Regions from separate parts of the Mus musculus genome. Here all the other regions are linked to region 2. A link is a loop called in an ENCODE intact Hi-C map of the cell type or tissue named here. Cell type or tissue: gastrocnemius. All regions are shown on one strand. Each heading gives the region's core, and the rest is flanking DNA. Links, peaks and the distances in the headings are about the cores only.

The links. A loop is a pair of places that touch in the nucleus more often than their neighbours do. Peaks named below come from ENCODE experiments on the same cell type or tissue, not always from the same donor. Only the 100,000 strongest peaks of a DNase experiment are listed, where the experiment ranks them.
Region 1: it touches region 2 in a loop (4-fold over the local background); 3 of 42 quality-filtered maps call a loop at or near these places.
Region 3: it touches region 2 in a loop (3-fold over the local background); 11 of 42 quality-filtered maps call a loop at or near these places.
Region 4: a loop joins it to region 2, with 2.2 times the contacts of the local background. A loop is called at or near these places in 4 of 42 quality-filtered maps.
Region 5: it touches region 2 in a loop (10-fold over the local background); 8 of 42 quality-filtered maps call a loop at or near these places.

What each region holds. Positions count from the first base shown.
Region 1 is chr2:11,224,457-11,230,383 of GRCm38, reverse strand. Prkcq (protein kinase C, theta) reads right to left here. Exons shown (of 18, transcript NM_008859.2): 2 at 3,399-3,525. The coding sequence starts at 3,516. Among named protein-coding and RNA genes, the nearest start is that of Prkcq, 55 kb to the right of the region's middle. In gastrocnemius, for the core only: no CTCF peak of the experiment used is centred there; no DNase peak of the experiment used is centred there; H3K4me3 peaks cover 1,615 bases; H3K27ac peaks cover 3,518 bases.
Region 2 is chr2:11,169,137-11,175,063 of GRCm38, reverse strand. Prkcq (protein kinase C, theta) reads right to left here and starts at 2,682. Exons shown (of 18, transcript NM_008859.2): 1 at 2,604-2,682. In gastrocnemius, for the core only: a CTCF peak has its summit at 2,717; DNase peaks (open chromatin) are centred at 731, 1,764 and 2,828; H3K4me3 peaks cover 2,901 bases; H3K27ac peaks cover 3,269 bases.
Region 3 is chr2:11,251,722-11,257,648 of GRCm38, reverse strand. Prkcq (protein kinase C, theta) reads right to left here. Exons shown (of 18, transcript NM_008859.2): 9 at 4,471-4,580; 10 at 3,361-3,478; 11 at 1,332-1,492. Among named protein-coding and RNA genes, the nearest start is that of Prkcq, 82 kb to the right of the region's middle. In gastrocnemius, for the core only: a CTCF peak has its summit at 3,521 (motif pointing right); a DNase peak (open chromatin) is centred at 3,521.
Region 4 is chr2:11,285,260-11,291,186 of GRCm38, reverse strand. Prkcq (protein kinase C, theta) reads right to left here. Exons shown (of 18, transcript NM_008859.2): 16 at 610-798. Among named protein-coding and RNA genes, the nearest start is that of Gm13293, 51 kb to the left of the region's middle. In gastrocnemius, for the core only: a CTCF peak has its summit at 2,531 (motif pointing right); DNase peaks (open chromatin) are centred at 653 and 2,536; H3K4me3 peaks cover 214 bases.
Region 5 is chr2:11,109,947-11,115,873 of GRCm38, reverse strand. No RefSeq gene overlaps it. Among named protein-coding and RNA genes, the nearest start is that of Prkcq, 59 kb to the left of the region's middle. In gastrocnemius, for the core only: a CTCF peak has its summit at 2,461 (motif pointing left); a DNase peak (open chromatin) is centred at 2,486.

The DNA of each region.
Region 1 (5,927 bases), core at 311-5,310, 56 kb before region 2:
TTAGTACAAGGAGATAAGAATGGACCAATTCGCATTCGTCTACATGATAACCGACAGTTGTGCCAGAACCATTTGTTGATAATGCTGTCTTTTTTCCACTGGATGGTTTTAGCTCCCTTGTCAAAGATCAAGTGATGGCCATCATTGGCAAAAGAGGCCCCTTGGTCTTGCAAACTTTATATGCCTCATTACAGGGGAACGCCAGGGCCAAGAAGTGGGAGTGGGTGAGTAGGGGAGTGGGTGGGGGAGGGTATGAGGGAGTTTTGGGATAGCATTTGAAATGTAAATGAAGAAAATACCTAATTTTTTTAAAAAAAGAATTGAATAGGAAGGAGGTGACTTTTAAAATATATATAAAAATTTTCATTAATCCTTTGAGAAGTTATGCATGCATACAATGTATTGTGATAGTTTACGTTCTTGTTTCTCTTCATAGTTTCTACCATATCTACATCTGTTCCCCTCTCCCTACTCTACTTACTCCCAAATTTGATTCCTGTTCTTTTCTTTGTTTTTTTGTAAATACTCTAGCAAGTCCAATTTGTATTCTCCAGTCATTCATTGACTGGGGACATTCACTGGAGCCTGGTCAACCTACCCAGGGCCAGACATTTAAAGAAAACTGACTCACTTTTCCCTCAAAAATCACCAACTGTTAATAGTTCCTCAGTTTGGGGTTGGGAGCTCATGAACCCCTGAAAAGGGAAGGGAAGACTTTTACGGTTAAGTTAAAATATGAATGATAGATTGGATTTCTTGAAAATCAGTCGTATTATTGATCATTGTCTCTTAGTTTCCCTGTCAAATTATTCCTTATTACAACAATGTTGAGAGAAGGGTAGGCTCCAGGAGGCAAGCCACTTACTGTACATTATCAGTCACTTGGTTAAGGACTACCTATAACGTAGACCAGAACTCAGAATCTTGTTCTGTTTTCTTTTCTGTTGCTGTGATAAAAATACCCTGACAAAATGTCACCTAGGGGAGAAAGCATTTATTTAGGTGGAAACCCCAGGTCCCAGTCTACGTGAGGATGGGGGTGGGGGTGGGGGTGGGGAGAGAGTCAAGCTAGGAACTCAAGCAGCTATAGTATAACCACAGTCAAGAGCAGAGGGCAATACATTCATTCATGCAGCCTACTTGCTTGACTGCCTGCTTTGGACTAGTGTTTCCTCTCTTACACTGCTTGTGAGTCTTGCCTAGGGAATGGTCTGGGTCTGCTTACATTAATTAACAGTCAAGATAATGCCCCAAAGACATTCCTACAGGCCAATGTGATCTAGATAATTCATTACAACTTTCTTACCATGTGTTTCTAGACTGTATCAAAGTGATGGCTAAAACAAACCGGCATATCTGTCTATGTGTGTATAATGAGGAATGCTGTTTCCAAAAGCTCCCAGGCTAACAGCTCTGTTTCCTGTTTGTCCCCTTTCCACTGACTCATCATGGAAAATTCAACCTCACAGCCTAAATACCTGTTTAAATTCTACAGAACGAATCTTTGAACCAGGCATCGTCTAGAGTGATTTCTTTTCAGAACGTAAACTGAATAAAAATAAAAAAATAAATATCCAAAGTCCACTGGGCAATCTATTGCAAAAACAGTTTTGTTCTTTTCCTGACAAAGTCTCTTGATCCATATCGCTGAGACCAAGTTCAAAAGCAAGGACAAAAGAAGAGGAAGAAAAAAAGAAAAAAAGAAAGTAAAGAAAAGAAGATTGGCAGGAGGCAAATGTCAACGAGACCAGAGGTTGGGAAGAGGACCAGATCCATGAGACCCATTAAGTCAAAGGCAGCTTTGAAAGAACCCAGCCATTTTATACTTCAAAGATGTCCGTGACATTTGAAAGGGTTTAGGTGGGAGCGTTTTCACTTTTAAGACAGTAGAGAACTCTGGATGGAAGAGAAATCAAGAGCATCTAGTCTCCTAAGCTTTGATACACTTGGAGCAGCTATAGAGATGAAGGAAGATGGGGGGTGGGGGGGCCCAGTGTGATGTGTAACCCCAGAGTTCAGGATTGCCAGCATCTAGCTAGAGGCTCTTAATGCAAGCCTTCGTTTCCTCTGGTATCCACAGATGCTCCTAAGCCCTGACAGAGGTCCTTCTCGAAGCACCCCACTGAGGACAAGGTTCCGTTCTCTGGGACCTTCCTAGCCTTGCTTTATCTTCTCAGCCCTCACTGCTGATGTCAGGACACTTTAAATTTGCTTACTGCCTGTCTTCCTCCGTGAGACTGGAAACTCTAGAGGGACATCCCTCCTTATGGGAACCTTTACTGTGCTTTTCTCTGTGCTCTAGCTCCAGAACCCTCAAAGTGGCTCTCCAAACACACTTTTTGTATGTGTGTAAATGGATTGGGATACAGTTATAGTCTATATGCAGTGATATAGGACTGGGTGAGGCTGGGAAGTTCTTGGATGATGTAGCTTCCTATTTTTCCTTTGGAAGAGATTTAAGAATATTAAGATGCAGGGGTGTGGATCAAGAAGGAACCAGAAGGCTTAAACATTAGTGGATTCCCTCCCCAATGGGATTGTTTTGACAGAGCTATCCAAACAAACAAAATCAGTCATGGGCATATGACCCAGGTTTTCTCCTCATTAATTACCTAATTATTTAATAGTCATAGTTAATAAAACAGAAATGATCTTTTTATTCATGCAGAATACTAGCTGATTAAGGATCCTTCCTAACTTCTTCAGCTAAGGCAATGAACAGACATAACATTTAGAGTTGCTCCCAAGATCTAGGATTAGATAGGGTTAATTTACCTACAGTCATTGAGTTATAGTCTATATAACTATACAGACTATAAAGACTATAGGTATAGAGCCTATATAGTCTAAATAGACTATATACTTATAGTCTTTAGAGTTGCTCCCAAGATCTAGGGTTAATTTACCTATAGTCATTGAGTCATAGTCTATATACATAGACTGTATACATATATATATGTATATAGTCTGTGTGTGTGTGTGTGTGTGTGTATAGTCTATGTAGGTATATAGTCTATACCTACATACCTATAGTCTTTAGAGTTGATCCAGAGATCTAGGATTAGAAAGACGTAATTTGCCTATAGTTATTGAAAACAGTGAGCTATTAGTACAGGTGATACATAAACATAATCCTTCTCAGTTGATTTCTTCCCCAACTAAATATTCTCTTTATCTTTGTTTATGTGGGGGAAATGATAAAATGGAATAGATATGGCTAGAGGCCATCACTAAGCCTGAGTCCTTAAGAAAGAATTTGGCCTTTGTTGGTCACCAGTGTCCTAAACTGTGACATTCAGTTCCATCAGACATCCTGGAAGGTCTCGTCTCCCAAGTGCTTGTCTAGTCTAGCCACCATCTCCTCTTCTCCCCCCCCCCCCCGACCCCAGTTAATTTACCTGATTCCACATACTCTTTGACAAGCACAGCGCAGTAGGGGTTCACTGCCTCTCCCTGACAAGCTTGGCAGGTCCCACAGTCAAAGTTGGATAAACCGATTCGAAGAAACGGTGACATGGTTGTTCCCTAGAAAAATGACAAAAGACAAACACTGTATGTATGGGGCTCTAAGACATATTATTTTTAGTGTTCCACCTCCACTTAGTGTTTTATCTCAGACAGCCAGGGCTTACAATGAGCCTGCTATCCTTCTGAACAACTGCGTTCACTTCCTTCTCTGTGAAGCACATTGCTGGACTCTCCCTTAGCTGCGGACTGGCTCGTAGAGGGCGAGTTCTTTGGAAAGTCTGTGGCTAACCTCCATTGCTAAGGGTTAATTCTGCTCAATGTAACAGTCATGTTTGATAGCTGCACAGCAAGGCAAACATTTTTTTCAAGGTTTTGTTTCTTCACATAGGTGCCCAAAACACAGTAGTCAGAAAAGGAGTTTATTAAAGCTGAGTCTATTTTAGTCACACCAGTAAATATGACACCACAACATTCTTACATAGTCTATTTATGTGTGTCATGGAATTGGCTCCCAGCAATGAGCAGCTGATCCGTATTTGTTTTGGATATTTTCATTATGGTTTGTTCTTGTCAGCGACAAACACACTCAAACAGATACAAGCAATTAAGCTACTGAATGCTATGAGCCACTTAAAAACCTCTAAGCCATTGACCACAGTATGATTGTGTCTCATCTTCAAGGCAAAGGACTTCGTAAATGTCAGTGTTCTTTTTTTTTAATCTTCAATCTTTTTATTGACATTTTCATTATGTTCATATACAATTTCCTAGATATTCTATATATTATCCTGAAATTCTTTTTTTTAATTGGATATTTTCTTTATTTACATTTCAAATGTTTTCTCCTTTCCAGCTTTCCCCTTTGGAAACCCTCTATCCCATCCCTCCTCCCCTTGCCTCTGTGAGGGTGTTCCCCTACCCACCTACCGCCCCCGTCTTCCCACTCTGACATTCCCCTACACTGGAATGCCAGTGTTCTTAATATGTTTTCTCAGAACTTTAGATGGAAATCATCACAGTGTTTGCTATAGTTTTCAAAACTTGGTGTGGTTTTTTTTTTTTTGGTAAGATTTATTTCATTTTTATTTATGTGTGTGCCAGTGTATATGTGGGAATGCGCGCACATAGCTAAGGAAGCCAGAAGATGGAGTTTACCACGCTGGAGCTATAGATAAAGGCAGCTGTGGGCCATTCAGTGTGAGGGCTGGGATCCCGCCTCTAGTCTGCTGAAAGAGAAGCGAGTGTGTGCTCTTTACCACTGAAGCAGCCCTTCAAGCAACCTTGTCTGAGTCTGCATCTGCTTCCCCATCTCTGCCATTCACCTCATCTAAATACTTTTCCTTTATACTTACTTCTTGCATGCATGTATGTGTGTGTGTGATGAGCATGCATGCTCATGTGTGTGGGTACATGTACTTGTGTGTGCATGCCTATGCAGAGGTCTGTCTGGAGTTGGCATGAAGTGTCTTTCTTGATTTCTCTCCATTTTATTTGTTAGGGGAGGTTCTCTGGCTCAACACAGAGTTTATGAATTCCTGCAATTGTAGCTAGCCAGCTTGTCCCAGGATCCCTATCTCTGCCCATGGAGTGTTAGTATTACAGGCTATTGTCACACTTGCTTAGCTTTTATGTAGGTGCAGGTTATTTGAGACCCTGTCTTTGTGCTTGTGAGCCCATCTCCCCTGCTCTAGTTTTTATTTTTAGCCTGCTTCTTAAGTTCTCATAGGTCTGAAAACTATCGTCTAGTGTTCAGTAACAGCAATATTCTTGCTTCTTCTTGTTCTAGTTCATAGTCAAGGTAAAAACACCATTTTGACTTGAATCTGGATGGGATTGTTGGCTCACAGAGCCCAAGTTACTACCACCCTGACCTTTGGTGACTCATTGTGCACAATTTCCAGGCTGGGCTCCTAACTGGGCAGCAGCAGAGCTCAGACTGAATCTGCCTCAGAAATAGATAGAAGTCTCTCGGTTTGCCAGGGCTTGTGTTACAGAGGTCTTGCGTAGGCAGCAGAGATTTCTTATTTTAAAAAGTGATGAAGATTTGTGACTTTCCTAGATTTATTTAGTCTACATCATCACCCAGAGCCTGCTGACAGTTTACTCAATGCTAATGTCTGTTTTCCAGCCTAGTTGGGGTCTTCCTTTTCCAACAATCTGGTGTCACAGGGACATGATAAAAATATCTAAAAGATAGAACAGGCATTGTGTGGACACATGTCAAAAATAAAGTAGATCTGTGCTAAGCACTGGAGGATGAAGTTAACATAGACAAGTTCTGTGACTCGCTCTTGGGGGCTCCGAGCTCATGGAGGAAAGAAGGGGGATTGCTTGGCTATTAAAATAGAAAGCAGAACTTGCTGTATACAAACAAATGTACGGGTGAAACAGGATGCCTAAGGACTGAGCTTGCGAAGTTCTCTTCCATGAGCTGAAAACATCAATCCATTTCATCTTCC
Region 2 (5,927 bases), core at 604-5,603:
TGCATGCTAGGTAGAAACTCTACCAATGGAGCTACCCACATCCCTAGCCCAAACATTATTGTTTTGGTTTGTTCTGGCTATGATTATCATCAATACCATTAGCTTAATTCAAAAGCTAACACAATCTAGCAACCTGTAGAAGGACGTGCTCCCAAGACAAGGACTTATCAAATAAATGGCAATTTAACCCCAGAGCAGAAATCCATGATTCTGAACTCAGATGAGATTGTTTCAACTTCTGGGACCTTAGACTTTCAACCCTCCCCCAACTGCCTGCCAAGAATATGCAGAGATGATATAGCAATCAGAATATCACTGTATACAAATATCTGGCAGGTTGAGATGAAAGATGTTTCAAGCCTTGCTAAGACACACCTTTTAATTCACTTTTCTGGCTCCACATTGTGCATTTCAGTGGATGGCCAAATATCTATGGTTATATAGAAAGCACTAATTAGATTCTGGGTTATTAAAAAATATTGACTGAACAGGCTATATTTAAGGATATGTATGTCTTTACATATTTGCATGCAATAACACATTTCAGAGAGCTTCCAAGACCTGCTGTGAACACGGGAAGTAGAAGGGTGTTGAGAAGGATATTTGAGATTCTAGAAAAGCTGGGTTTGACTCTATGAGCAGCATCCCTGGGAGCCTTGGAAGAGAGGAGAGAGCCGTCATAGAGACTGCGCTGTGTGGCTACACAGTGTAGGCAGAGGCCCTGCTGGGAGGGGGCACTGGTGGGAGAACAGGTGTTGGGAGCTTGTCCAGGAGTCACTGCCACCCTGAGCCACCACAGCACAAGGCAGTGCACAAGTGAACCTGACCAAACATCGGGCAACAAGAATCTCCCTGAGAAGCTGCTGCCATTTCAAAGTGTAGACAGCAATCCTGGGCCTTGGAATTAGAAACTATTGATGCCAGAAAGGTTACCCTTGGGACAGGCAGTAAGAGTCACCAAGGGGATTAAACGACGATACAACAGTTGTAAAAACTAAAACAGAACCCCTTCATTTAGATTGAATTGCTCAACTTGGCAGGGAACTGTGCAGGTTTCAGATCTTCCTAGGCTAAATCGTCATATATATGCACTCTCAATCAGCAAAAGAAACAGCCTAACAAGATCTTTCTGTGGTAGACACCTGCATCAGACAATGGCACTGATCTCTGGGGGATTTTAAACAGCTGTGCATAAACTTCAAAAGTAATTTGCAACCAAATTAGTAAATGTCACCCTTCTTCCCACAAGACACAGCATTTTTTTTTAAAAAAAGAGAGAGCAAGCATCCTCATTTAAGCCTGCCATTTTACACATTCTCAAAGATAAGGGGGTGGGGGGTGCGGCGGGATGAAGATGATGTTTCACAAGGTTGGGGTGTGGGTGGGGTGAGGTACTCAAGATCTTAGAAAAGGACTACTCAGGCAAGGAAACAAGCCCTGGGGAGGAAGAAGCAGTGGTGGGCATGGCTTCCAGGACAAATGCACGGAGCCATTAAGTTCTGTTTCCTTGACTCCTGAATCCCGAGACTTTTCCTTTGCTAAATGAAAGGGACAAATGAACTGAGCTGAGAAGACAAAGGCAGATCCCCCATATCTTGTCTGAGGTTCATCACACAATTCCCCAGTCTAGGTCTGTGTTCTCAAAAGGCACCTGCAGCTTAAAGGACTGGGGCTTGGGCACAAACGGTCCATTTTTCCCACTGACAGCCCAAGCTCTTTCTCCCTCCCCCCCAACCCCCACCCCTGCCCTCCGCCCTCCCATCTCCACACATACCCAGCTGTGTCACCACTGAATAATCTTTTATTAGCACCATGGCCAGCCCACATAGTAGCAGGACAGCCCAGAGGACAGGGCAGCTCTGTGACGCTCCCCTTGCAGAGAACACCAGAATCACTAAGGTTCAGCCCGCCGTTGGACCTCTCTCCCACGCCCACATGGAGTCATTAAAGTCACCCGTGGTACTTTGATAATGCCAGCTCTTAAAACTCCAGTGGAACAAAGAGGTTGCATATAACAAAATGCATCTTAACATGTGACACTCAAAGCTAGAAAATAATCTTGTTCTAAGGAAGTGAATACCTCAACTTTTAAAATCAAACAACAAACAAACACCTAAAATACAACCTAGCCCCTGAAAAACAAAACAAAACAAACAAAAACCCGAATCAAGCGCTGCAGCAAATTCCCAGAAAACTAGGTGTTCTCCATGGACAGGTCTCCTAGGACAGAAAACACTCCTTACAAGTCTATGGTTTTGTTTTTGTTTTTGTTTTGTGGAGAACACATAAAGTTGCAACTGTTTCCTTTTTCCTAGCCTGCCTTTCCTCGGGTGCTAAGGAAACGCAAAGGAAGAAGGAAGCGCCCCTCAGTCCCTGACCCCAGCTTCCACTGGTCAAGGTCGCCAGCACACAAGAAACCAACGACTGGAGGAGCCCCAAAGTTTGCTTTTTCTCGATTTTGTTCTCACCCCTGTTACTCCTGACAGTCCCCTACCCTTTCCTGGAACACTTGCAAGAGACATTCGGGTGGCCCTTCAGGCCCTGATCTTTGGCACCTCCAGTCTGCTCACTCCTCGGTGGTAACTTGGGACCCTGGGTCCTACCTGGTGTCGCGGCCGCGGTCCCAGAGCAGCGCCGCTGTTGCTCGGATGGCGGGGACTGGCGCGGGCCTGGCGACCCAAGGGTACTCCGGTGGCGGCACCGGCCAGAGGGCGCTCGCCACGCCGGCTCAGGGACGCGCGCCTGGTTGCGTTCCGCGAGCGCTCTCGGCCTTCCTCCTGCTGGCTCTGTCCCCACCCTCCATCCTCACGCCTCACTGGCCACTTGTCGCTCTGCCGCGACTGGGACCCGGAGGCTGCAGGAGGTCTGGATGAAGCAGTCACCGGGCGGGGAGCGACGCCGCAGGCAGCGCGAAGCGGGACGGACGCCAGAGCCTCAGCCGCCTGAGTGCCAGAAAGGGGGGCGCGAGAGCAGTCTCTTCTTGCTTAGCTGAAAAACCATAAATGAGCAGCCAGTGGGAAGGGCTAAGGTCGCCGGCAGAAAGAAGTGTTTTATTTAATCCATTTTGCATTACAAAGGGCTTACGAGTTGCTTTTGTTTTGGTTTGCTTTTTAATTACCTACGAGTGTGTTTGGACACAGCTCTGTAGTGGCATAGAGGCTTCTTGGTGGAGTCTTATGAATGATTTTTGATGTTTTGAACTGCTGTAAACTGTACAGCATTTCGGCAGCAACTTTTCGTCACTAGGGTGTATTTGTCTTTTTAAGAGTTTTTATGCCATGCTGCTAATGTTCATGATTGTCTCTATAACAAGGGGTGGTAGATTTTCGCGCACTTAATAAAATTACATTTTTGTTGTGCAGTACAGGAAGGCCAGATTAGTATGAGAATTTAAATAGTAACACTATTTAAATACTCCACCCTACCCCATGTTCTCCTCAGCAGGCTTCTGGTTACTGACATACATCATCTTTAAATGGCCACAGGTACGGAGAGTTTCAGCTTCTAATGTGACTCTACAGATGACACTGAGACATGGAAGTGCTTGGTGACTTGATCAACTGATACTTGGGGCTGTGTTAAGAAGCCACAAATGGCGATACTTCCCTATAATGTATATGAACCATCAAAACCAATGCACAGAGTTTTAAAGGTTACAAAAATATTTGGCCAAAATTAATCCACTTTGCCATTTGTTGATACATAAGCACTGAACTAGCCCACAAGTCAGGATCTTACAATACAGAGGCTGTGCTTCCAGCCCTGAAGTATGATGACCTCAGGACATCAAAGTCTGGCACATAGTAGGCCTCCATTATATTTTGGCTATTACATTTGGCAGAAAAGTGTGTCATGCCTGGGAACAAGGTCAAAGGGCTGGAGTGATGGTCCCCACTTCTGCCCCAGTCTGTGACTGCTAAGGATCCTCTTGTTCAAAGATGAAAGGACTGGCTTCTCCAGCCAGTCTTCAGTAGATCCTACTGGGTTGGGGAGAAATGACAGAGTGATCACACAGCTATGCCTTAAGTCAGGAAACATATTCTCCATGACTATGTTTCCCACTGAGTATTTTAGGAGATTAAATATATGCAGGGGCTTAGGGACCTTCATATGTCCTCTGATTAATTATTTAAAACACATTGTAGAGACTCTACTACTGACCATCCACAGCCTGTTTCTGTAAATCAGGCTTCAATTGCTTTTAAAAGGTTATATACAAATGACAGGATGTTGGCAACATAGTAAATACTTATACATAGTAGGCCTGTGGTGGGAAGAATTACATACATTGTTCATTCTACCTTCATAATCTAATGAAGTAGCTAACATCATAACCATTATTATCATCCCCACTTGACACATGAAAATAATAATGTTTTGAAATATTATGTAATATAATCAGCATTACATTATTATACATTATATTGTTATGTGATTAGAAAGAATCAGAATTCAAACCTTGAGTACTCTTTAGTATCCCTCTTAAACATAATTGAATGCAACCTTCATCCCTACAGCACTGATTTTAGTATTTGGTTTCCATCGCTTTAGAACCTCTGGGTTTGGAAGGCCTGTGGTATTCTGATATCCTATAACTACAGAGTTCAATAGTTAGAAGTTCTTTACCCTGAAAGCTGGATCTTCTGAAATAATACTCTATCATGTATCTCAGAAAAATGATTTTATTTTGGCCTTAACAGTATGTTTAAAAGCATGGAACTGTATTCTTGGTCTATGTCAAGTGCAGCGGGAACCTGTCAACTGTTTGGCCTCCTTATGGTACAGAACCAACTCTGCTTCCCCAGGCTGCAGAGTGTTTCTTTCTATCAGAGTTTGTCTCCCTTGTTTCAGATACCCAGCTGCTGCTCAGAACTCTCCACACCTTTGTTTCCTGGAAGAGGAAATGGCATTTCCGGGAGAGGATGGTGTGTGGGTGGCAAGGTTCTACCCATTGTGTTAAAAACACCCCAACTTTCAGTTATGTGTTTCTTTTCTCCTTCAATGTCTGCCCTAAAGTTTCCCAGAATTGCACTGAGTACCCGGTGGGTTAGTTGCTTCCTTCTGCGTGGGAAAGATGCTGTTCCGACTCTGGCCACTGAGGGCTAAGGAACAAGGAACTCCAGAGTGACTTTTTCCTGGACCTGTGGCAACTTGGAATTTGGAAAAGAGCCCCCATGGCATCACCGTGCTTTCCTCTGGGACTTAGTTGAAGACTGTGGCTCCATCTCCTATGGCATCCACACTTGCACCTTTCTCTGGGATTAGCCTCATAAGGGATTCAGAATACAGAGCACAAAGAACAGTTCTTAGTTTGAGCCTCAGTTTGGAGACCAATGGAACTTTGGAGAACTAGGGTGTGACAAATATAGGCAACTTAAAGACAGTGTCATGAGACAAGGACATTTCTTGCGACAGGAAACCACCATTTGAAGGACATCATTCCAGACGATTTTGTGAGGTCTTTGACATCCAGACATCCTCTTTCTAAAGCCTGTCAGAGACTATTTGCAAAGTAGCCAGCCTTAGTCTATTGAAGGAATTAGAAGTAAATGGAGACTCAAGTAACATGTGAAAGTTAGTGTAAATTTATTTGGAAAGTGTAAAAGTTATGGGTAGATAAAAGAGACAGAGGCAGGAACAAAATCGGACATTTTAAACTCAAAACATGGGCAAGTGTTTGCTGCTTTAAAAAAAAAAACCTCACTGTACAGTCTACACTGAAACTTTATTTATTGCTATTCATTTATTTTTCCCAAAGAGGTCTTTAAACCTGGAAGCAAAACTTGAATTTTGCTAGAAGTAACTAAACTCCAGTTGCTGTTGTCTGCTTGCTTATTGTGTTTGATCCTTGAGGCAGGGTGTCGTGAAAACCCTGGCTGGCCTCAAACTCATTACATAGCTGAGGATGACCTTGAACTTCCGATCTT
Region 3 (5,927 bases), core at 604-5,603, 83 kb before region 2:
TTCCAACTAACACTACAAAAATAGTTAGGAACCCTAGTAATAAATTACATACACTTAATGTCTAACATACCAAAAGGTCTGCATTCTATAATAACCCCCTTTATAATCATTAACTCGGTAGTTTTCTTCCAGGTTGTCACTGATGGTTGAAATTTCTTTGTGAGCATGAGTGTTTGTGTGTGTGCGGGTGCACATGCGCACACTGTAGAATCTGAGTTTGAAGTCTAGAGGTCAGCCTTTCACATTGGTTCTCAGGAGCTGTCCGTCTCTTTCTGACTTTTTGAAATGAGGTCTCTCAGCTCCTTAGAACTAATTTGGCTGGCTGGCCAGCAAGCCCAAGGCCACTTCTGGTCTCTGGGATTCCAGTGCTTGGATTACAAGCAAATGCCACCAAATCTGACCTTTCTATGTGGGCTCTGGGAACCGAACTCGGGTCCTTCAGTTTGTAACTCAAGTACTTCACCAACTAAGCTACCCCCGTCCTGAGGATAATTTCTTTCTTTTCACCCCTCTCCTTTCTCTCTTGACTTCTTTTTGTCCTTCACATTCTGTACTTGCTCTCTGTGGCTGACAGAGACACATTATTTCCTCCATCCCTGTCCAGTGAGTAACAAAAGAGGTAGGGAAGGGGGCCTCATTCCAAGGTACTTTTTCTAAGACTTCCTCAAACTACAGTCTTTGTTTGTTTGTTTGTTTGTTTGTTTTGTTCATTGATGTTTTGCCCACATGCATGTCTGTGTGAGGGTGCCAGGTCCTCTGGAACTGGAGTGACAGACAGGTGTGAGCTGCCATGTGGATGCTGGGAATGAACTCCAGTCCTTTGGAGGAGCAGCCAGTGCTCTTAACATCTGAGCCATCCCTGTAGCCTTCAAACTATAGTCAGTGTCTCAGCTTGTGTCTTCTTCCTCCCCACCTTCGCATGGCAAGATAAAAACCTTGGCCTCTAGTACTCCCAAGAGAGCGAATATATTTGGAAGTGGGCCTCTAAATAGGTAATTACAGTTAGCTGAGGTCACTCCCTAGGCACATGAAATGCAAAACAATTTTGAGGTGTGGGGAAGAAACAATGAAAAACTAGAAGGAAGAGTAGGCACAGGAAATGGGCATTTCTCTGACTCCTTGGTGCTCAGGCATCAAACTCATTAGTTCATGAGTATGTAGGCTTAAAACAATGGATTTGGGGCCAAAGATCCATAGGGAACAGAGACTGCTATTACTGCAGAGTTACTTAGCTCCCGATTTAATGTTGGATGCTCTGTCATCTCACGACACGGTGGGGGGCGGGTGCTCTCTGGCCCTGTTTGCACACCTTCAGGAACTTGGTAGCATACCTTGCCAAAACTTCCTTTTCCCAACATCTTGTGCAGGATGAAGTCATCGATCTTCAGTTTCAGCTGCAGTGAAGTCCTGCGCATGCTCACTTCGGGTTCAGGAGGACCGGCCGATTTATTTGACCCATCCAAAGGGGAATCCCAGGAAATGCCCTGGGGTTCTGAAAACAGCAGATCAGTTATTAAACATGAATGGGTAAGTAAGGTCACTCACTGTAGGCACTTAGGGCACCACCCACTTCTTCCATCTTTCATTCCGAAGTTCCATCTAATTCAGTTTCAGAATCCTTCTGCATCTGTCTGTAAACCTGGCATTTGGGCTGGGTCTCTGGCTAGCTAATAGCCTGGGCAATGGTCTAACTGAAGAAATACTGGACCCAAGGTCATGGTTAGTGTGGCAGTGGTGGTGCACGCCTTGAATCCCAGAACTGAGGAGGCAGAGGTAGGCTGATCTCTGAGTTTGAGGCCAGTCTACAGAGCAAGTTCCAGGACAGCCAGGGAACCCTGTCTTGAAAAAAACAAACAACACCATCCCTAAACACGAAAAAGTCCTAAACTCAAACCCAAACCAGAACAAATAGAAAGAAAGAAAGACAGACTGACAGACAGGACTCATCTCAATCAAAGACTACATATTTGTGTGTGAGAGAGAGGAAGAGAAAGGGAGAGGGAGGCAGGGAGAGGGAGAAGCCAAGAGAGAAAACTTTTAATAACATCAGATTCTGAGGAAATAGGAATCTTCACAGATCTGGGGAACGGATATCACCACTGTTTGTAACTACCAGACATACTGACATCAATTTCCATTAAGTAAAATGTGAGCTCTGAGGACACGCAATCAAGCAGGTTGTTAAAGATCTAAACCACACCATGTTTTGTGGTCTTCAAGGCTGTGTGCACTGATCATCTCTGAGGACGATGCTCCTTACTGCTTGGGAATCCTTCTGAGATGGACTTTGAATCTCTCTTGAAATTTTATGTCAATTTAGTCCTTGTATGATGCCAGAAGAAGGATTAAAAAGTGTTTTTAGGAATCCTTACTATGTATATACTACTATCATTAGTATTGCTTCTTTGTGTGTATGGATATGTGCATGTGAGGGCATGCACATATGTGTGGGTATGCATACATGTATGTGTGGGTGTGCGCATGTATATGGAAGCCAGAGGTCAGCCCTAACTGTCATTCTTCTAGCAGTATCTACCTTGGTTTCAAAGCAGGGTCCTTCACTAGCATGGAACATGCCAATTAGGCAAGGCTGGATGGCAGTTGGACCCAGGGATCCACTTGTCTCTGCCCCGCATGCCACCAGGATTACAGATACATACCGCCATTAACGGCTTTTTTATTTTTCATTTTATTTTATTTTAATAATGGTTTGGGGATTGAACTCTGGTCCTTGTGCTTGCAAAACAAGCACTTACCAACTGAACCATCTCCCCAGACCCTAGTATTCTTTAAGTTCAAAGACCATATCTCATAATGTTTGTTGAAATGATTCAGTTCCCAGAATCATGTAGCTGCATTTTCCCTTGAACCCCCTTCAAGCAGAAGGCAGAATGAATCTCTACACATGACAAAGTTTAAGGGTTAGGGCTCTTCTTCCTTCCTGTCTCAAAACCTCACAGGAGAGTCTCCGGGCAACAGTGACGATGCCCCAATGACATTTCTCCTTGTCTTGCTTTACAGTAGACTAACATCTGTAAAACCACCCAACATGGCCAGGAAATGACATTCTAGAACTCTGCCAGGAGCAACGCCCTCACAAAAAAATTCTAGTTAGGCATATTTTAGTTTTACTCTTAAAAGAAGAGTAGGAGGGGAAACTTTAGTCAGGATATATTGTATATGAAATGGATCTATTTTCGATAAAAAAAAATAGGGGCCTTGAGGTTGGTGACTGGATTTGTACTCTTTAAATAGAGAAAAAGAAACTCATCAGACTAGGTAAATGAAGAACTTAAGGCCAGAGAACAAGTGGATCGTGACAAGTGACCGGCATTGATGGTCAACTGCAGTGATAGTTACCTCTTTTCCCAGGTGTTGGTACGCATGGTGGCCTGGTTTCGTTTTTGGTGGAGCATGGGAGACCAATTTCAACTGGGCCTTCTCGGAAGATGTGTTCTGAATCTCGTAAGGAGCGAGCCTAGATCATAAAAAGGGTCAGACAACCCAATCACCAGTAGTTGGCGCCATTTCCCACCCACAGAAATCATACTGTATTGTCCCTAAGGACAGAAGGCTGTGAGGAATTTTGAATATGCAGGACAGTCAACACTTTCCTTTCTTTCTTTCTTTCTTTCTTTCTTTCTTTCTTTCTTTCTTTCTTTCTTTCTTTCTTTCTTTCTTTCTCTCTCTCTCTCTCTCTCTCTCTCTCTCTCTCTCTTTCTTTCTTTCTTTCTTTCTTTCTCTCTCTCTCTCTTTCTCTTTCTTTCTTTCTTTCTTTCTTTCTTTCTTTCTTTCTTTCTTTCTTTCTTTCTTTCTTTCTTTCTTTCTTCTCAGTAGGTTTAGAGTTCCTTGGCCTTGCATGCAACTGCTACATTCAATGTATCAGCAGCAGGCTCTTGGCTCCTTTTTCACACTTCAAGGGTACTAGCTGGAATCTTCTATGTAAGTAGCCTCATTCCATAACAAGTCAGGACAGAAAAGAAGGTGAACAAAAATACAGCTTATGTAGAAGGTAATGCCGAGTCTCAGTGAAAATTGGTTCTCAAGAGATAGGAATTTAATCAATGTAAGACAAACAGACAGGCAAAAGTTGCCCAGACTAGACACAGTGTCCTGTGACCATTCTGGAGGGAATTCTAATAAATACACTTTCTTTCCAGCTTCTTAGAGATCCCTAAAATACAGATATAAAGCTGGCAGTAAATCCTCAATAATTTGAGTGAATTTGCTTTCTTTCTGTACCTTCTCATTCTATACAGAGTTTAAGATATTACAGATGGCCACACTGATGTATGAATTATTAATTATCTCAAAGGTGGGATTATGGGGATGAAGGTGAAAATATCATGGCAAGTGTTCAGAAGGACACGCAGGGACATCCTGTGGGGTAGACAGAGCAAGAAAGAATGGACGTGGGTGGCCCTTGTTGAGAGGACATCGGGAATCACATCAGTGTAATGTCTGCTTTACCTGTTGGGTGCTTTCAATCATCGCTAGTGCTTCAGCCATTAGCTTCTGGTTTATACCACAAAGATTGGCAACCTTTGTCTGGCATCGGTGGTGGACGTTCATGCCACATGCTGAAACGAAGAAAGTAGCTCGTGAGGAGCAGGGAAAGAAGCCGGGAGTGCTTCAAAATGACACCAGGTACAATGTGAGCATCACAGTCTCACATCTAGAGAAGAAAGTCTGTGGCTGGCATGGCATCTGAGATGGCCTGTGGATGGAAGCGCCAAGAGGACCATGGTTCTATTGATAGTGTTAGAAAATTTGAGGATACAAGAGGTTGTCCTCCTGCTCTGGGACAAAGCTTAAACTCTGGCTTAAGCCTGAAGAAGGGAAATGGATAGCGATGAGATGGTGTTTGTATGTTAACAGGTAGGTAGGAGGAAAGAGGCCCAGAGACCATGGGCTCACTTTAGGAAGAGGTATTGTTATACTTCCTGGCTGGTTATGATGGAGGCACAGAATGAGGGCAAAGGTCTGAGCCCTGACTAGTGGGGGAGGAGGCATCCAGGATGGCTGTGTCTCTTGTGGACAGAACTAAGAGACTAGACGGAGCTTTGGAAGGGAAAATCAAACTGGTGGGGGCCCAGGAGTGAAGGAAGCTCTTTGATGAACTGCAATGTACTGGGAAGTTATGGTAGTGTTCCTACACACAGCCTTCCACAGAAGTCATAAGAAGAGCATCACAGACCTCATCTCTGGATTTAGATAGTGATGCTAACATCAACCTGACAGCTGGATGGAGATCATGTCTCAGTTCCCCGGCCCCTAAACACATGCATGTCCAGATATCATGCAATTACAGGCTAATTAAGGGCAGAGGAACGATGTAGTTATTAGAGTTTTGCTTATGGTAATGTCAAGGCCATAAAGAAAATGGGATTTCTTACATATGTGTTAATGTCTTAACTTTACACCTATGCCATAGTTAATTGCAAGAGCCACAAGAAAGAGCACAGCACCCTCAATCACTGTAGGTCCTGGACGCTGTGGATTTTAGATTTTCCACAAAGAAAGAGATGTGCTTGATTCGTGAGCATCTCTCTCTCTCTCTCTCTCTCTCTCTCTCTCTCTCTCTCTCTCTCTCTCTCTCTCCCTCCCTCCCTCCCTCCCTCCCTCCCTCCCTCCCTCCCTCCCTCCCTCAAGGGATAATGCTGTCTCCATAGGCTTCTTCTAACTCTTAAATCCTACAAGCAACCTGATTCATAAGTCCTGATAACAACACCATAAGGGACTAACTTCCACTTCCTGTGACCTTGTGATTCCCTGTTCATCTATAGGGGGATGTGTGTCCTCACCAGTCTATGGAAATACCACTATTACACCATGTTCTCAGTTTTTAGAAATTTTTCCTTTTGAAAGATCGCTATTACAATCAACAGAAAAATTAGCATAACAATTCCAAGCTCCGGTAGATGGAA
Region 4 (5,927 bases), core at 387-5,386, 120 kb before region 2:
CAGAACTCTGACAGAGGTGGGTGGCAGGCTTGCATGCACAAGGAGTCTGACAGGCTGACTGGGGCCTCGGGCTCCATGCTTTCAGCTTCTCGATGAGAAGATGTTTGTGACCTAAGAGGGTTGTCTTTCACTGGAGAGAACAGAGATGTCTGCATCCTGCTGAAGGTTCAAACAGGGATGGAGGACGCACTGGCCAAAGAGGTATTGCATATAGGAAACAAAGGATGCAGTAAGCCATGTACTGGGATTGCTTAAAGAGCCAGAGTCACCAAGCCTGCCTTGACATTTCTCTTAAAAGTGATGGAAAGAGGATTTGCTTTACTTCCTTCCTCTTGCCGTCACTTAAAAAAATTACTTATATATTTTATTTACATGAGTACACTGTAGCTGTCTTCAAACGTAACAGTAGAGGCATCGGATCTCATTGCAGATGGTTGTGAGCCGCCATGTGGTTGGTGGGAATTGAACTCACGACCTCTAGAAGAGCTGTCATTGCTCTTAAACACTGAGCCATCTCTGCAGCCTTGTCTTCCTAATGCTGGGGGACACTTCAGGGCGGCGCTCGCCCCGTGAGCCACGCGCGCCCCAGGCTTTGGCTTCAGGTCTTACCTTCACTAGAAGGTCCTTGGCCTCCCTTTCGAGCCACCTCGGGTAGAAGGGGTTGTCCATGCGGATGGAGTGGAACAGCTCCTCCTCGTCCTGCCCGTGGAAGGGGGACTGGCCAATCAGCATCTCATAAACGAGCACCCCGAAGGACCACCAGTCGACGGAATGGTTGTACTTCTGACCCAGCAAGATCTGCACGGCGAAGGCAGAGAGAGCATCATTAGTACGTACGTCTGACGAAAGCAGAGCATCATCAGTACGTACGTACATCTGACGACTGATAACACAGAGCATCATCAGTACGTACGCCTGACGACTGATCACGCTTCCAAGGCTGAAGGTAAATAAATGACTGGCTGTCGTGATCTACAGGCTCGACTGAGGACGCTATCTTCTGGCAAGCGCCGGTTCGAAATGGCTCCGCCATGACCAAGTTTCTGCCTGTAAGTAAACACTTCAGAGTCTCACTTTGCATTTTTCTCATTGGCGTTGAGTGCAATGACTGAAGCAAGCCTGTAGCTTTTATTTTCCCATCTGTGCTATGAGGTTCTGGGGAGGTAGGTATTGTGTCCTACAGAGCTGGCTTGACGCTAAGTTCTCCATTATTACCTTTGGTGTGGACTGCTAAGTGAAACCTACTTACTTATATTCTCTCAGCTCTGCATAAAATCACTGAGGGGAACTGATGAACCAGAGATACCACTTAATCAAGTCTTTAAAACCTAGCCAATCACAATTGTGCACGTCAAGAGTTATGCGCTTAGTCAATGGGATGAAGAATCAAGTCATGTGATTAGCATGAGCAAGGAGAGCAGAACTCTTCAGACCCAGAAGTCAGAGGACATCCCAGAGCTACGAGCAGCTCGGAGAACGGTCTGGGTCTGTCATCCAGGCAGGAGGATTAAAGGTAGGAATTTACTGAACTTACAAAATAAATCAATCCTTTTGATCAGTTTACTGTTTATAGCAATAGAGACTTTGTACCTCCACGTTCAACAGCTTCCTTGTCTGCTGTTGAAAGGCCAAAACTGTACAAGCCACTGTGAATATCAGCTGAGTGCAGCAGGCCCGGGCTTTGCTAAAACAGTTCATAGTGGGATCCATGACTGCATGAAGGCTGAAGGTGATGTGATGGTGGGCGGGTGTGTAAACAAAGGCAAAAAAGTCAGTGTGCTTAAGACACATGGGCACTCTGTTTAATGTAGCAGCATGGGATCTAAGGTAGGGCGTCAGCCCATCAATGGAATGAATGCACAAAGAAACTGGGATACGTAGATGCAGCCCAATGCTACCCAAACTTACAAACATATACGAGCCCAGAGCACTTCCGTGCTAGGTGAAGCAAGACTCCACTCAGATGAGATACTCCAGCCTCTGGATCAGAGACACGATACAGTGTCCCACAACCCAACAGTTCTGGTGGCTGTATAAAGCCCCACATGTCCTTCAAGTGCCAAATCTCTCATTTGCACAGCTTGGGGAAGACTCCTTACCCCTTTATAAACTACCTTAGTAGAGAGGATAGTCACACTTGCTATCTTATTGCAGGGTGGCTCTAAAGAGCCTGTGGAAAGTAGGAAACTCACGGTGATTTGTGATAGGATTTGTGACCTGAAATCTTCTGCAAGCGCAGTGCTGAACAGCTACTTGGATGAGACTTATCCCCATGAGTGAAAATAAAGATCATTTTGCAATCTGCCACCATTGTGAACTGCTACCTGATAGCTGCAATTCAATATTTAAATATACAAGCTCACTTTAAAGTTGACAAACAAAAAGTCAACTTCACTGGCCTTAAGGAATAATGTAAAAGTCGACTTCTGTGAATTCACCATGAGTACGTATAATCAATTGGTTCAGCCCTACACTCAAAAGGAAACCTCCTGTACTAGGTACCAGGCTCAGACGCAATTCCCACGGTAAGCCACCAGGTGGCGCCAAAGCAACCAGAGCCGGTCCTGAGCAACAAGCCTCTATGTAAACAACTTCATTTTAGAGGAACAAATGAAATTTGGAGGCCAGGAGACAGCTGTCGTGGAAATTAGAGCTTCGAGATTGGTTATGTTAGTTAAAGTAAATGCAGTTTTATGCTGGGAGGGAGGAGCAGACTGCACATTCACACAGGGAACAGGCTGTTCAAGAGGGAATGCTAACATACACCAGGTGTCATTTCATACGCGATGTCCGGACGCGCTGCTGTTATCCCTGGAGGAGGATGGCTGGACTTAGGAGGCTCTGTGTCTTATTTCAGATCTCACAGTGAGTTGAGAGCTGGTTCTGAAGTCCAGTCTTTGAGGATTTCAATCCATAGTTGATAATCGTCTCCTGCTATTTCTCTCTCCCTGCACGGTTCTTTCTACACTAACTGTTCTGAGGTGGAGAGGGCAGCAGAGCTGTACTGGGTAGAGGGTCAACCTTCCCTAGCTCTGCCTTCCTCCAAGAACTGAGACCCAGCTTCAAACCGGAGAAATGAGCCAAATTATAATAATGCCTTTGTCACGTGCTGACACAGACTCCCTTTGTCCCTTGCAGTGGGTGTGCCTTGGAGCTATTGTGTTAAGGTGCGCACACTCCTTGGATGAGGTTGAATAGCTACTCGATGACATGAATCCCGTTAGTCAGTTGCGATCAGAGCATTCGGATTAGAGAGAGAGTTTAAATAAATGATACGAATCTATGAGAGGTAGGAAATGGTCCCTCAGCCACGTCTGAAGCTGAACCAGCGGACACACTAACCATATTTTGGCCAAAAAGAAGCTTGATTGAAAAATAAAAGCCTTGAAAGTAGTGTTTTGGATGATGGACTTATATCTGCTATCATCAGGGATAGTCCTTGCTAAATACAGATTACAAATTCTGTTTCATATTGGACCTGCTTGGCCCTTTACCAGCCATGATAGTATGAGAATCGGAAGAAATACATTAGACCTTTCAGTTCCAGAGCCTTAGATCATTAAACCAAGACTTTAAAAAAATGATTTTTAAAAAATTACGTTTATTAAATGCAGGGAGACATGTGCTTGCCATGTACACGTGTGGAGGTCAGGGGACAATTTCCCAGGAGTCCATTCTATCGTGGGATGGATCTTAGGTTGTCAGGCTTGGTAGCAAGTGACTTTACCTGCTAAGCCCTAAACCAAAGAAAATTTAAAGTTATAGTCTTCATCCCTCATCAAGGAAAATTTTCTTTGTGGCAGATGGAGAAATCATTACAGAAAAACAAACAAACAAACAAACAAAAAAACCCCGGAGGTTGGAGCCCAGTGTACCAAGGGATGCTTCTATTATACAACTCCCACACTGAAGGCTCAGGGAACGGTGCTGACGTGAGGAAAGAAAGACTGTAGGAGCCAGAAGAACAGATTTGCTGTGAGGCTGTCTCTCCTAAGAACTTCAGAAGTTGTACCTACAAAGTCTCACCAATAGGTCTGCTAAACACAAGCTGAAGAAGGGCTAAAGAGGGCAGAGGAAGTACATGAAGCCTCAGCCCTGGACAAAGAATTACAGGCAACTAAGGGACACGAGAGCACTCTAGCTGGTCATCTACTATCAAATGGTCAGCCCTGGAAACACACACACACACACACACACACACACACACACACACACACACACACACACACAAATAATGTAAAGACCAAGCAGGCTGAATGTATGTATTTAGGAACACACACATGCAATAGCAACAATTAAGGAAAAAAGAATCCATAAATTTGAAAGAGCAAGGAGGGATATATAGGAAGGTTGGAGAGAGAAAAAAGAAGGGGGGATGATGTAATTATATTAAATCTCAATTATAAAAGAAATAGAAGGTGTGGGCCACCACTGCCCTGCAAAGAAATAATTTCCAAAAAGCTTTTTGATCTAATTTTAATGACATATTCTTACCTTCTACTATTAACAAAGTAGAATAAAATTAAGCTATTTGGTACCAGTTTTTTTTTTTTTATATTTCATTCTTAGTTCAATTTGATCTTAAACATTTTAGCCATGTTCTTTAAATCATAGACCACGAATGTAGCAATGAATGTGTAATGTAAACACATATACATATCTTTAGAGTGTTTATTTAACTGATAAAGAAACATCATCAAACAGTTTGAGGATATGGGGCTGCTGAGATGGCTCAGGGGGTAAAGGGGCTTGCTGACAAGTTTGATGACCTGAGTTCAATCCCCAGGAAGCCACCTGGTAGAGGAAGAGCATTGATGCCTGTGAAATGTCCTCTGACTTTCCCATGTAAACTAGGATGACCCTCATGTGTGCATGCATACATAAATGATGATCATATAGACTGATAAATAAATGTGTTTCAAAGGCTTGAAAACATGTAAGAGGTTGGTGATGTATGGGATGGAGAGAAGCCATGAGGAAGGGTATTGCCATATCTGGGATTCAGGGCAAGAGGAGACAGATTTCCTAGAGCAATGCCCAGAAAGGATGGAGAAGAACTGGACATTCTTTGGAGGCCAATAAAACGATGCAAAAAACAAGGGGCAAGTCTTGATTCAGTCTCAGCATCCAGGAAGTGAGAGATCCCATTCGAGAAAGCCTTGGAGTTTGGCTGTATTTGGAGATAGAGAAGAACACTTGAATATTGTATTTCAATTTTTGTTGTTGTTGAGACAACTGGTAGGTGGCTTCATGGTTAGTCATGAAAGATATATTAAGGAAAAGAGAGAGGGAAGGTTCACCAGAGAAAGTGAGTTTGGAGGCTGTGAAGTTTGAAGGGCATGTGATCTATGTAAGTCTGTGATGTATATAGGTCTGTAGTAAGACAAAGTTTGGCCTGACCATGCTTATTCTGGAGCTAAAACTATTGTCATAGATAAAGTTACTCATTAAAGAATACTCAAGGAGGGGCTGGAAAGGTGGCTGGGCAGATAGCAAATATTGCTTGTCTTAGGGTTTTACTGCTGTGAACAGACACCATGACCAATGCAAGTCTTACAAAGGACAACAGTTAATTGGGCTGGCTTATAGGTTCAGAGATTCAATCTATTATCATCAAGGCGGGAGCAGGGCAGCATCCAGGCAGGCATGGTGCAGGAGGAGCTGAGAGTACTACATCTCCATCTGAAGGCTGCTAGCAGAATACTGACTTCCAGGCAGCTAGGATGAGGATCTTAAAGCCCACACCCATAGTGACACACCTACTCCAACTGGGCTATACCTTCTAATCGTGCCACTCCCTGAGCCAAGCATATACAAATCACCATATTGCTCTTGCAGAGCATTGGAGGTCAATTCCCAGTACCAATGTTGGGCTATTCACAACTACCTGTTGTTCAGCTTCAGGGGGATCTGCCACTCTCTTCTTG
Region 5 (5,927 bases), core at 479-5,478, 59 kb after region 2:
AAAGAAGTTCTGGAAAGGCCTTGCATGTCCCAATTTGTCAGCAGCGATGGCCGCTTTGTACTTGTTTGGAATTACTTGTGATCTCGATGTAGTTTAAGAAAGCAGGATGCTTGCTGACAGGAATCAATTTTCTAATCAAGCCATTCCAGGAGCCGCTTCATGAGCTCACTCAGGCTTGTGTGCTCACCATCGGACAGAGAGACTGAAGTTTGTCTCCAGTCAGCTTCTTTTCCTCCTTGACACTGAGCCTTTAAAGCGTGGCTATGAGGCTCTTGGGTGAGCCTGTATGTCTCAGTCTTCCTTTCAGCTGGTGTGGCCAAGGGGTCAAGATAGGGTGAAAGGTCTAAGCCCACTTCCAGGTGTGAAAGCTTACTAAACCCCACCAATCCCTGAGCTCAAAAGCACACCAATCTCTGACCTCAAAAACCTACCAATCCCTGAGCTTAAAAACCAAGTCTCTGAGCTTGATAGCCCAACAATCCCCACCCTGGAAATCTTCATCCTAGAAACTGCCCCTCAAATCCTCTATAAAACCTTTCTCCTGCTCAGCCTCCTGCGCTTATAGCCCCGGCAGATGCAGCCACCCTCTTGTGTGTCTACCAATAAATCTCTTGTGTGAGGTGTGTTGTGCAGTAAGACTTTGTAGTCTTCTTTGGCCCCTGACTGGCAGGATACCTTTCCCTTCAGAGTTTCAATGCCTCCATTGGGGAAACCTTTCCCCTTAGAGCTATAATATTTATACTGAGCTCTTCCCGAAGCTGTGCGGAGTGCCTCTACAGAGTGTCTACATCCACAGGCGAACATCCGGCTCCTCATCTACGTTCGTTCTCCTCTCCTCCTCTCTGGACACAGAGAGGTACAGAGGTTCCAGGTGGTTGGGGCAGAGACCAGGAATGATGGAGTGACTGGAGAGAAAAGATGGGGGCTTGAAGGAACTCACTGAACAGAGCATGTTGTAAGCAAGACGAGGAAACATCTATGTCTTATTTCATTCCTGTTTCTATAGCAAAATACCACAGCCTGGGCAGCTTATGAATAAGAACAGCTTAATTCTGATCGTTTTGGAGGCAAGAAGTCTAAGATAAAAACGGCAGCATGCTTTGGGCCCCGATTCCCAGGTGGTACCTTTTCTCTGTCTTTTCATGTGTTGGCAGGGAAAACCTTTCCTGATTGGCTCCTTCTCAGAGCACCCCAGGCTCGCCCTTCAGAGTCTGATCATTTACCCACAGTGCTGCTACTAATCCCAGCAGCATGGGAATTTGCAAAGAGAACCAGAACTCCCCTCACTACCCACAGCAGTCTGTCACATGTCAGCTGTTTTTGCTGGGTCACTGCTACCCTGTGTCCTAATGTGAGTTGATAGCTCAGCCATCTTATATCTGCTCCAGCTGGTTCTGGACGACAGGGGCTTTCAGCATCCTTGAGGCGGTATTTCTTGCACTGGTTGTCCCAGGGGCTTATTGGCTGGTCTGAAAGTAATCACTGTAGAAGACAATGCCATCAGGGTCTCCTGGTGCCCACAAAGCTTTCCAGAAGCTTTTCTGGATCACTGCTCAGACCTCGAGGCTTCCAATACATCTCATATCAATAACCTGCCACCTTAGAAGCCAGATTGGTTAGCTTACAGTTAGTCAACCAATGAGCAAATGATTACTGAATATCCATTGTGGCTAAATTCTTATCAGATTCAAGTGAATGATAAAGAAAAGACAGGACTGTGTATTTGAAATCTTACTTAGGAGACAGTATATGGGAGAGCTCAGTGGAATGAGATGACACACACACACACACACACACACACACAGACACAGACACATACAGACACACATACAGGCACACATGCGTGTGCACTCAAATACACTACCACTACCGTGAGAACATTAAATAACCCCATAAAAATAAAGACTGGTGGGAATGAAAATGGAGGTGGAAAGTTAAATGGATTAACATTATAATCAATCAATCAAACAAACAATCAATCAAACAAACAAACAAAAACCAGGTGTGTTTCTTCCTCCTTCCTCTCCCCTCTGCTTGTCCCCCTCTCCCAACTCCTTTCTTCCCAGTCTCTCTCTCCTGTCTCTTTCTCCTCCTGCCCTTTCCATTTTCTTTGTCTATCGGTCTAGAGACCTATTTTGAGAGAGTTGTTTGGAAGAAGAGAACACTTAACCTTAGAACAAAATACAGTTCATTGATGCTGAGAGAGGTCTCCGAAGTGGAGGCTGTAGCTGCTAGCTGGTCTCATCAATGCCAGCTGGCTGGATAATAACTTCCAGCTAGCATCTGGTGGGAGATTCAGTCAGTTCATATCTCCTGGATATGAAGAAGAAGAAAACATGGTTCATTTACATTCTTCATGTTAGAAAACCCAACTGACGCTTTTCACTTTGGAGACTGGTCTGCCCGGTGACAATCCAGAAGGTAGTCTGTTCTGTAAGGTAGGCACAGTGCCCCCTCGTGGTAAAATATGGAACTAGATACAAAACTTGAAGAAGCCCTAGGCCAAAGAATACATCCTCTTATGGCTACCATTGCTGTGACGGAACAACCTGGCCAAAGGCAAGTTGAGGAGGAAAGGGTTTATTTCACGCACAGTTCCATGTAAGGGCTCATCATCAAAAGCAGCGAGGGCAGGAATTCGCACAGGGCGGGAACCCAGAAGCAGGGGCTGATGCAGAGGCCACGGACCAGTGTTGCTTACTGGCTTGCTTATCATGGCTTACTCAGCCTGCATTTTTATACAGCCCAGGACCTCCAAGCTAGGTTGGCCCCACACACAAGGGGCTGAGTCCTCCTCCATCAATCACTAAGTAAGAACATGCCTTGCAGCCAGATCTTATGGAGGCATCTTCTCAATCGAGATTCCCTCCTTTCAGATAACTCTAGATTGTGTCAAGCTGACAGAAAACTAGCCAGGCACACCTTTTTCAAATTCTCAAAAGCCTCCAAGAGTGGGGACACTATAGAGTTATCAGTATCAGATCAGAATATTCCCAATGTTTAGTAATTTGTATTCTCTGATTGCCACACAAGAGCCCTGTCTCCTTTGCGTATCGACTTCGCTTCATTAATTCAGTCCTCCCCCCCCTTCTCCTTCCCCTCTGTGTTTGGGGAACAACACTGGCAGAAGTGCCAATCTTATGAAGTTGTACTTGTGAAGGGTAAAGGAAAACAGGACTTTTCTTTTTACCAGAATAGTGTGCACTATTTTTTTAAAAAGAGACTTTTTTTTTTCCAACAGCTTCCTTTTAGTAAATACAGAACTGAATGAAGCTGAGGCACACACGGGCAGTCAGAGGTTGAGGATGGAGAACAGAGAGTCTAGGCTACATCCGGAGACCCTGTCTCAAAATGAACAAGCGAAGCAATATATTGTTGTCATTACTTTAAAAAAATAACTGTATGGTCCTTCCTTCCGTCTTAGCTCCGAACTTTGTCTCTGTAACTCCTTCCATGGGTATTTTGTTCCCCATTCTTTTTTTTCTTTTTTTTATTAGGTATTTTCTTCATTTACATTTCCAATGCTATCCCAAAAGTCCCCCCATACCCTCCCCCCACTACCCTCCCCCCCCCCACTTCTTGGCCCTGGCGTTCCCCTGTACTGAGGCATATAAAGTTTGCAAGACCGATGGGCCTCTCTTTCTAATGATGGCTGACTAGGCCATCTTCTGATACATATGCAGCTAGAAACACCCTCTCTTTCTAATGATGGCCGACTAGGTCATCTTCGGATACATATGCAGCTAGAAACACGAGCTCTGGGGGGCAGGGTACTGGTTAGTTCATATTGTTGTTCCACCTATTGGGTTGCAGACCCCTTTAGCTCCTTGGGTACTTTCTCTAGCTCCTCCATTGGGGGACCTGTGATCCATCCAATAGCTGACTGTGAGCATCCACTTCTGTGTTTGCTAGGCCCCGGCATAGCCTCGCAAGAGACAGCTATATCAGGGTCCTTTCAGCAAAACCTTGCTAGTGTGTGCAATGGTGTCAGCGTTTGGAAGCTGATTATGGGATGGATCCCTGGATATGGCAGTCTCTAGATGGTCCATCCTTTCATCTCAGCTCCAAACTTTGTCTCTGTAACTCCTTCCATGGGTATTTTGTTCCCAATTCTAAGAAGGGGCAAAGTGTCCACATTTTGGTCTTCGTTCTTCTTGAGTTTCATGTGTTTTGCAGATTGTATATTGTATCTTGGGTATTCTAAGTTTCTGGGCTAATATCCACTTATCAGTCAGTACATGTGATTGGGTTACCTCACTCAGAATGATGCCCTCCAGGTCCATCCATTTGCCTAGGAATTTCATAAATTCATTGCTTTTAATAGCTGAGTAGTACTCCATTGTGTAAATGTACCACATTTTCTGTATCCATTCCTCTGTTGAGGGACATCTGAGTTCTTTCCAGCTTCTGGCTATTATAAATAAGGCTGCTATGAACATAGTGGAGCATGTGTCCTTACTACAAGTTGGAACATCTTCTGGGTATATGCCCAGGAGAGGTATTGCTGGATCCTCCAGTAGTACTATGTCCAATTTTCTGAGGAACCACAAGAGTGATTTCCAGAGTGGTTGTACAAGCTTGCAATCCCACCAAGAATGGAGGAGTGTCCCTCTTTCTCCACATCCTCGCCAGCACCCGGGGATCCATCCCATATACAACCACCAAACCCAGACACTATTGCATATGCCAGAAAGATTTTACTTACAGGACCCTAATATAGCTCTTTCTTGTGAGTCTATTCCAATGCCTGGCAAATACAGAAGTGGATGCTCACAGTCATCTATTGGATGGAACACATGGCCCCTAATGAAGGAGCTGAAGGGGTCTGCAACCCTATAGAAGGAACAACAATATGAACTAACCAGTACCCCCCCCCCCAGAGCTGTGTCTCTAGCTACATATGTAGCAGAGAATGGCCTAGTCAGTCATCAATGGGAGGAGAGGCCCTTGGTATTGTGAAGATTCTATGCCCCAGTACAAGGGAATGCCAGGGCCAGGAAGTGGGAGTGGGTGGGTTGGGGAGCAAGGCAGGAGGAGGGTATAGGTGGCCTTGGGGATAGCATTTGAAATGTAAATGAAAAAAATCTAATAAAAAAATTAAAAAAGAAAAAAAAAAAAGAAAGGCTCGAAAGAATGTTCTCCGGGTACATCGTCACAAACTGTCTTTTCAATAAAGAAGACATACAGCATTATGATATGGCCATGTAAAAGGCACATGTAATTTTCATGTGAAAGAAACTGAATAAAATATTTTCTGACTACCATCATCATTACAAAAACATAACTGTGTGCGTACTTGTATGATGTGAGTATGTGTATGAGTGTGTGTGTATGTGTGTGTGTGTGTGTGCGTGCGTGCATGCGTGCGTGTGTGCGTGCGTGCGTGTGTGTGTGTGTGTGTGTGTGTGTGTGTGTGTGTGTAGGTCTGAGGAAAACTTTGTGAAGTTGGTTCTCTCCTTCTACCTCCGAATGTGTGTTCAGGGTTGACTCAGGGTTGACCTCAGTCTGTCAGGCCTGCACAGCAGCCACTCAGCCACTCAACCCTCTCACCAACCCTCTATAGACATTTTTATCGCAAAGTGATAGATACTTCTTTTAAATCCTTGAGTTCTGCTAAATCATATACCAACATCTGACAAGGCCCAGCACAAATTAATGTTGTGCCTGGCAGGTTGACGCATAACTTGTGCAAACTTGAGTCGCTAAAAACACTAGCAATCCTTGTAAGAGTAACAGCAAAGTTAAAATTGCAGCTTTTAGCATTAAGACAAAAGAAAAAGAAAAACCAGAGGTGACCCGGCAGAAGTCTAGGAGAAATCAGCAGTCACACACAGGGGGAGCGGGTCATGAAAGCAGCAAGGCTTCTTAAAGCCTAAAATGGAAACAAGGAGTCCACAGGTGTTTTGGAGAAGATTCGTATTCAGTTG